2 separate regions of the Homo sapiens genome follow, and region 2 is linked to region 1. A link is an interaction called in ENCODE POLR2A ChIA-PET data of the cell type or tissue named here. Cell type or tissue: GM12878. All regions are shown on one strand. Each heading gives the region's core, and the rest is flanking DNA. Links, peaks and the distances in the headings are about the cores only. Region 1 has its middle 25 kb from the start of MEOX1. Region 2 has its middle 9.1 kb from the start of HROB.

Evidence for each region. ChIA-PET counts read pairs that join two places held together with the same protein. Peaks named below come from ENCODE experiments on the same cell type or tissue, not always from the same donor. Only the 100,000 strongest peaks of a DNase experiment are listed, where the experiment ranks them.
Region 2: POLR2A ChIA-PET joins it to region 1 with 6 read pairs; 2 of 35 experiments call an interaction of 5 or more read pairs at or near these places.

Annotation. Positions count from the first base shown.
Region 1 is chr17:43,635,286-43,638,194 of GRCh38, forward strand. No RefSeq gene overlaps it. Among named protein-coding and RNA genes, the nearest start is that of MEOX1, 25 kb to the right of the region's middle. In GM12878, for the core only: no CTCF peak of the experiment used is centred there; no DNase peak of the experiment used is centred there.
Region 2 is chr17:44,131,415-44,134,323 of GRCh38, forward strand. No RefSeq gene overlaps it. Among named protein-coding and RNA genes, the nearest start is that of HROB, 9.1 kb to the right of the region's middle. In GM12878, for the core only: no CTCF peak of the experiment used is centred there; no DNase peak of the experiment used is centred there; H3K27ac peaks cover 348 bases.

The sequences.
Region 1 (2,909 bases), core at 255-2,754:
CTCCTACACTGTCCACATGTCCAGCAATGGGCAGTTTTGAACCGAGAAGTCAGTGATGTCAATAGTTTAACGGTTCCTCCATCCATCCATCCATCCATCCATCCATCCATCCATCCATGTGTCCACTCATCCAATACTATCTATTGAACATGTATTATGTGCCAGGCATCATGTGGTAGCTGAGAATAAAATGGTCAGAGAAACACATCCCTTTCTCTTTCTTCCAGCTTATAAAGCAGACCATAAATGAATAAGCAAACAAAAAATAGAAGAATGACAAATTGTGGTAGTGGCCATAAAGGAACACACACAAGTTGGGAAGATAGAGAATAAAGGAACAGTCATGGCCACAGGTAGCATTAGAGAAGGGCGTGGATTTAAGATTTTTTTTTTAAGACGGAGTCTCGCTCTGTTGCCCAGGCTGGAGTGCAGTCATGATCTCAGCTCACTGCAACCTCTGCCTCCCGGGTTCAAGTGATTCTCATGGCTCAGCCTCCCAAGTAGCTGGGAATACAGATATGTGCCACCACGCCCAGCTAATTTTTGTATTTTTAGTAGAGACGGGGTTTCACCGTGTTGGCCAGACTGCTCTCGAACTCCCAACCTCAGGTGATCTGCCTGCCTCGGCCTTTCAAAGTACTGGGATTACATGTGTGAGCCACCGCGCCCAGCCGGATTTGAGATATTTTTCAAAGTGTTTCAAAAATATTCAGGTAGCCAGGGTTGGCAGCAAATAGGACTGAGAAGGGGCAGCCGGTGAGAGAAGGAACATGGTGAGAGCCCAGCACCACGATGGCCAAGAGATGACATGACTGACCAGTGCCTCACTGGTGTTGTGAGGGATTAGCAGGCACAGGCTCCTCTGTCTGGGCAGAGAATATATAGCTCTTAAGGGCAATCATTTCCACCCAATGGAAGGAAAGAAAGCCACCCACCATGGGCTTACCCAGTTACTGGAAATGTGGTTCTTTGGGGGTCTGGACAGAAAAGAGTAGATCTCTCCCTGACACTGATTCTCATCTTTGAATAGAAGAACTATCAGAAATGCACGCATCCATCTCAGGACCTGGCGCAGGCAGGTGAGCAGATTTCTGAAGGCCTGAGCCCCTCTAGGCCTTTTCCTTTGGAAATGGATTCCCTACTCGCTTGCTTCATCTCTCTCTTTTTTCATATCTCCTCACCTCTCTCAGCAGGTCAGCCACACACTCGCTCGTCCCTGATGCTCTCTCAAGGATGGAGAAAACCATTACTGAAAAGTTACTGTCTGGGAATTCTCAGTTGTTTGGATTCCTACCAAGCCACCATCTCTGGTCACACTCACTGGTTCCCATCAAGGAGTTGCCAGTGGGTGGCCTTGCTTCCTTCATGCAGCTTTGCCCTCGGGAGAAAGTGGAGGATTTTTACCAACTTGAGGAACAGCTGGTCCCAGCTACTGCTCACCCAGTGCAGGTCAATCAAACACCAACGCTGAAGAGGGAGAGGAGTGCATGGAATGTTCAAAAGAAACCAGAAACCTCTTGATTGCTGTGTGCATGTACTTTTAATTTCATGATCAAACTCTCCTCAGTGGGCTTATTAACTGGGTTTATTGGGGAAAGGAAAATTCTCACACTGAGGTTTTTTTCTGATGGTTTTAGAAATTGGTGAATGTTGCTGCCTCGTGTTAGGCATTGATCTACTATTGAAAATTAGTTTGGGCTGGGTGCAGTGACTCATGCCTGTAACCCCAGGGCCTTGGGAGGTGAGGCAGGAGGATCCCTTGAGGCCAGAAGTTCAAGACCAGCCTGGGCAACATAGTGAGACCCCCATCTCTACAAAGCCATTTAAAAATTAGCTGGGCATGGTGGCTCACACCTTTAGTCCCAGCTAGCTACTCAGGAGGCTGAGGTGGGAGGATTGCTTGAGGCTAGGAGTTTGAGGCTGCAGTGAGCCATGATCACACCACTGCACTCCAGCTTGGGAAACGAAGTCTCTTAAAAAACAAAACAAAACAAAAAAAAAACTTGGGCCATATTTATATTTAAACTTCCTGCGTGTTCCTTTAGAGTGCTCCTAGAATCCATAAGTCCTTGGGGCTCCAGGTGTGGGAGAGCACTCCAGACAGAAGGGAATGAGCCAAGGAATGGAGAAATCACATGGCCTATGGCTGTGGAATGGAAGGTGGCTTGGTCTTGCTAGAGCCCAGGATTTGTGGCGGAGGTGGTAGGTTGCGGCTGTGGAGGTGGTCAGGGGCTGGATCATGGAGACCTGTGAAGGCTCTTTATTTTGTAGGTGAGGAAAGCTACCGATAGGTTTTAAATTGGGGGTGACAGGGTTGAATTTTTTTTTGTGATCACTCTACAGGCTGAGAGGGGATGGGATTTGAGCAGCCTCAGATCAGGAGGGAGAGCTCTCAGAGGCTCTAATTCAAGTGAGACATCAGCAGCCAGAAGGAAGGCAGTGGTGGTGGGAAGACAATGCCGTGGGTGGGAGAAGTATCTATGTGGGAAGTAAAATGAGCAGGCCCAGGTAGTGGATTGGTTCGGAAAAGCAGAGGTCTGTATGACGATGTGCCCCAGGTTTCCAGTGTGAATGAACAGGTAGGTTGTGGTGTTGCCAGCTAAAGTAGAAGAATCAGAATGCAGGCAGTGGTGCTCACCCAACTGCGGGAATGGCGATTTCCCCTTCAGATATCGGAGTTTGAGATGCTTATAGTCATCCTAGGTGGCAAAGGGCAGTAGGCAGCAGAATAGAAAAGCTTAGGCACCCAGATCAGGCATAGGAAGTGTTGGCCTGGGGCCAGAATGCGTCAATTCCAAACCCAGCTTCATCACTGGAGTGGTCAGTTTTCACGAGCTCGTGACCCACAAATCCCAGTGGCTTACAGCAACAAATGTTTATATCCTCACTGACATCTGTGAAGGCTATGG
Region 2 (2,909 bases), core at 145-2,644, 500 kb after region 1:
GAAACCCCATCTCTAATAAAATTACAAAAATTGGCTGGGCATGGCAGTGCACACCTGTAATCCCAGCCACTCGGGAGGCTGAGGCAGGAGAATCGCTTGAACCCAGGAGGCAGAGGTTGCTGTGAGTAGAGATCGCGCCATTCCATTCCAGCCTAGGTGACAAGAGCGAAACTCTGTCAAAAAAAAAACAAAACAACAACAACAACAACAACAAAACACACACACACAAAAAAAAAACCCAAAAATTATGCCGGGCGCAGTGGCTCACGCCTGTAATCCTAGCACTGTGGGAGGCCGAGGTGGGTGGATTACTTGAGGTCAGGAGTTCAAGACGAGCCTGGCCAACAGGGTGAAACCCCATCTCTACTAAAAATATAAAAATTAGCTGGATGTGGGGCCGGGTGCGGTGGCTCACGCCTGTGGTCCCAGCACTTTGGGAGGCCAAGGTAGGCTGATCACGAGGTCAGGAGATCGAGACCATCCTGGCTAATATGGTGAAACATCGTCTCTAAAAAAAAATAATAATAATAATTAGCTGGGTGTGGTGATGGGCACCTGTAACCCCAGCTACTTGGGAGGCTGAGGCAGGAGAATCGCTTGAACCCGGGAGGCAGAGGTTGCAGTGAGCCAAGATCACACCACTGCACTCCGGCCTGGGCAACAGAGTGAGACTCAGTCTCAAAAAAATAGATAAATAAATAAATAAAATACAAAAATTAGCTGGGAGTGATGGTTCAGGCCTGTGGTCTCAGCTACTCGGGAATCTGAGGTGGGAGGATTGCTTGAGCCCAAGAGGTGGAGGTTGCAGTGGGCCAAGATCAGGACACTGCACTCCAACTTTGGCAACAGAGTGAGACCTTGTCTCAATAAAAAAAGAAAGAAAGAAAAGTTATGAGGCCAGCACAATGCTAGGTACTGTGGGGAAGGCAAAAAATAAAAACAAACAAAAACAACAGGACAGGAGGTAACAAAATCTGGGTCTTAGGGATAGAGACAACTCTGGGCTGGAGTGCTGTTGGATGAGTCATTTGCCCATAGGGCCTTGGTCTTATCTGGAAAATAGGACTTGAACTTCTGTTCTCTGAGGTCCCTTTCAGTTCTGACACTTCATGAGTCCTAAATTAGATATGATGGCAGATATGACAATGTCCAGCATGGAACTGGGTGGCAAAGTTTAAGCTGGACCTTCATTCCTCCAAGATAGTCAAGGTCCAGTCCTGCCCTTGGGCTGTTTACAATGAGCTCTGAAGACAGAAGAGAGTTAATTTCCTGACAAATAAGCCATGTGCCCTAGGCACAAAGTAAAGGCAATGTCATTGAGGATGACTTATGCAGAGTGCAATGAAAACTGAAAACTGCCCCTAGGATGCCTGGGTTTGGCCCAGGTCTCCCTGTGTGACCCTGGGCAAGTCCCTTCTCTCTGGGCCCATGTTTCTTTTTCTTTTTCTTTTCTTTCTTTTTTTTTTTTTTGAGATGGAGTCTCGCTCTTGTTGTCCAGGCTGGAGTGCAATGGTGTGACCTCAGCTCACTGCAACCTCTGCCTCCTGGGTTTAAGCAATTCTCCTGCCTCAGCCTCCCGAGTAGCTGGGATTACAGGCACCTGCCACCACACCTGGCTAAGTTTTTGTATTTTTAGTAGAGATGGGGTTTCACCATGTCAGCCAGGTTGATCTTGAACTCCTGACATCAGGTGATCCACCCACCTCAGCCTCCCAAAGTGCTGGGATTATAGGCATGAGCCACCACGCCTGGCTTCTGGGCCCCTGTTTCTTTATGATTAGAGGGTTGGACTGAATTTCCTTCCTTCCAGCTGGAGACTTTTCTGGGTGGTGCAACAAGGTGAAGTTGAGAAGGAAGGGTGGAACAACAACTTCTTCTCCTTTCCCTCCTTCCCCTGACTCCTCTGGGCTTGAGGGAGAAGAAACCAGTTTCAGGCCAGCATCCACTGTGCAGTCTTGCCTGACTGTTTGAGATGTTTAGGGGGAGAGCAACAGGCAGGGACCTTGGCTAAGTCACCACCTATCTGAGCCTCAGTTTCCCTGTCTGTAAAAGGGCATGGTTGGATAGATGACATCTGAGGATTTTTCCAGCTCTGGCAGCTAACTCTAGAATTGGATCTCAAAACAAACAAACAAACAAACAAACAAACAAACAAAGGAGGACCTGGCTAGAGGCGAGAGCCTCAGTCATTCCTCACCTGAGAGCCCTACCTAACCCTTGACACCTTCTGTCCCTTTTCAGGCCTCCCACCTCCTGCCTTCCTGGCCTAGAGATCAGGAGCAGGCCACTGTCTCTACACTCAGCAATGGCCAACCCTGAGGAAAGCCAGCAGAAACATGGCTCCTAGAACAAGCTGTGAATTTGTTTAAAAATAAAGACTATTCTGGGTGCAGCTGCCACCGTTTGTCATGGCGCCTAAAGAAATAAATGATTTTTTATATATGTAGAGAGAGCAGAGCAAAGCTGTCAGTCTGCTGGTCTGTAGATCCCATATCCACCAAGAGCTGCCATCAGTAGCCAGCCACTGCTAGAGGACAGCAGATGACCAGGAGGCCTGGCACACAGTTGGGACTCCAGGACAGGCTTCTCAGCCCAGCTCCCTCCAGGTTCCTAGAGTGTCCCACAAGCCTTCTTACCCCTCCCAGCAGCAAAAATAGCAGAAGTCCAAGGAGATGGCTGAGAAGGAAGCCTATCCTCTCCCCTACCTCCCTGCTGGGATGTGGAGCTGAGGCCCAGGATTTCCTGGACTCTACAGAGTTCCTGCCTGCCTGCTCAAGAGTCAAGGCCACATGGCCACAACAGTGCAAGTGGCAGTGGTGGTCGATCATGTCCCACATGTCTGCAGGTCATTCCAGAGTGTCCTCTCTGGGCAGGGCGTGCCCAGAGAATGTCGGGAGGGGATAGTGGGA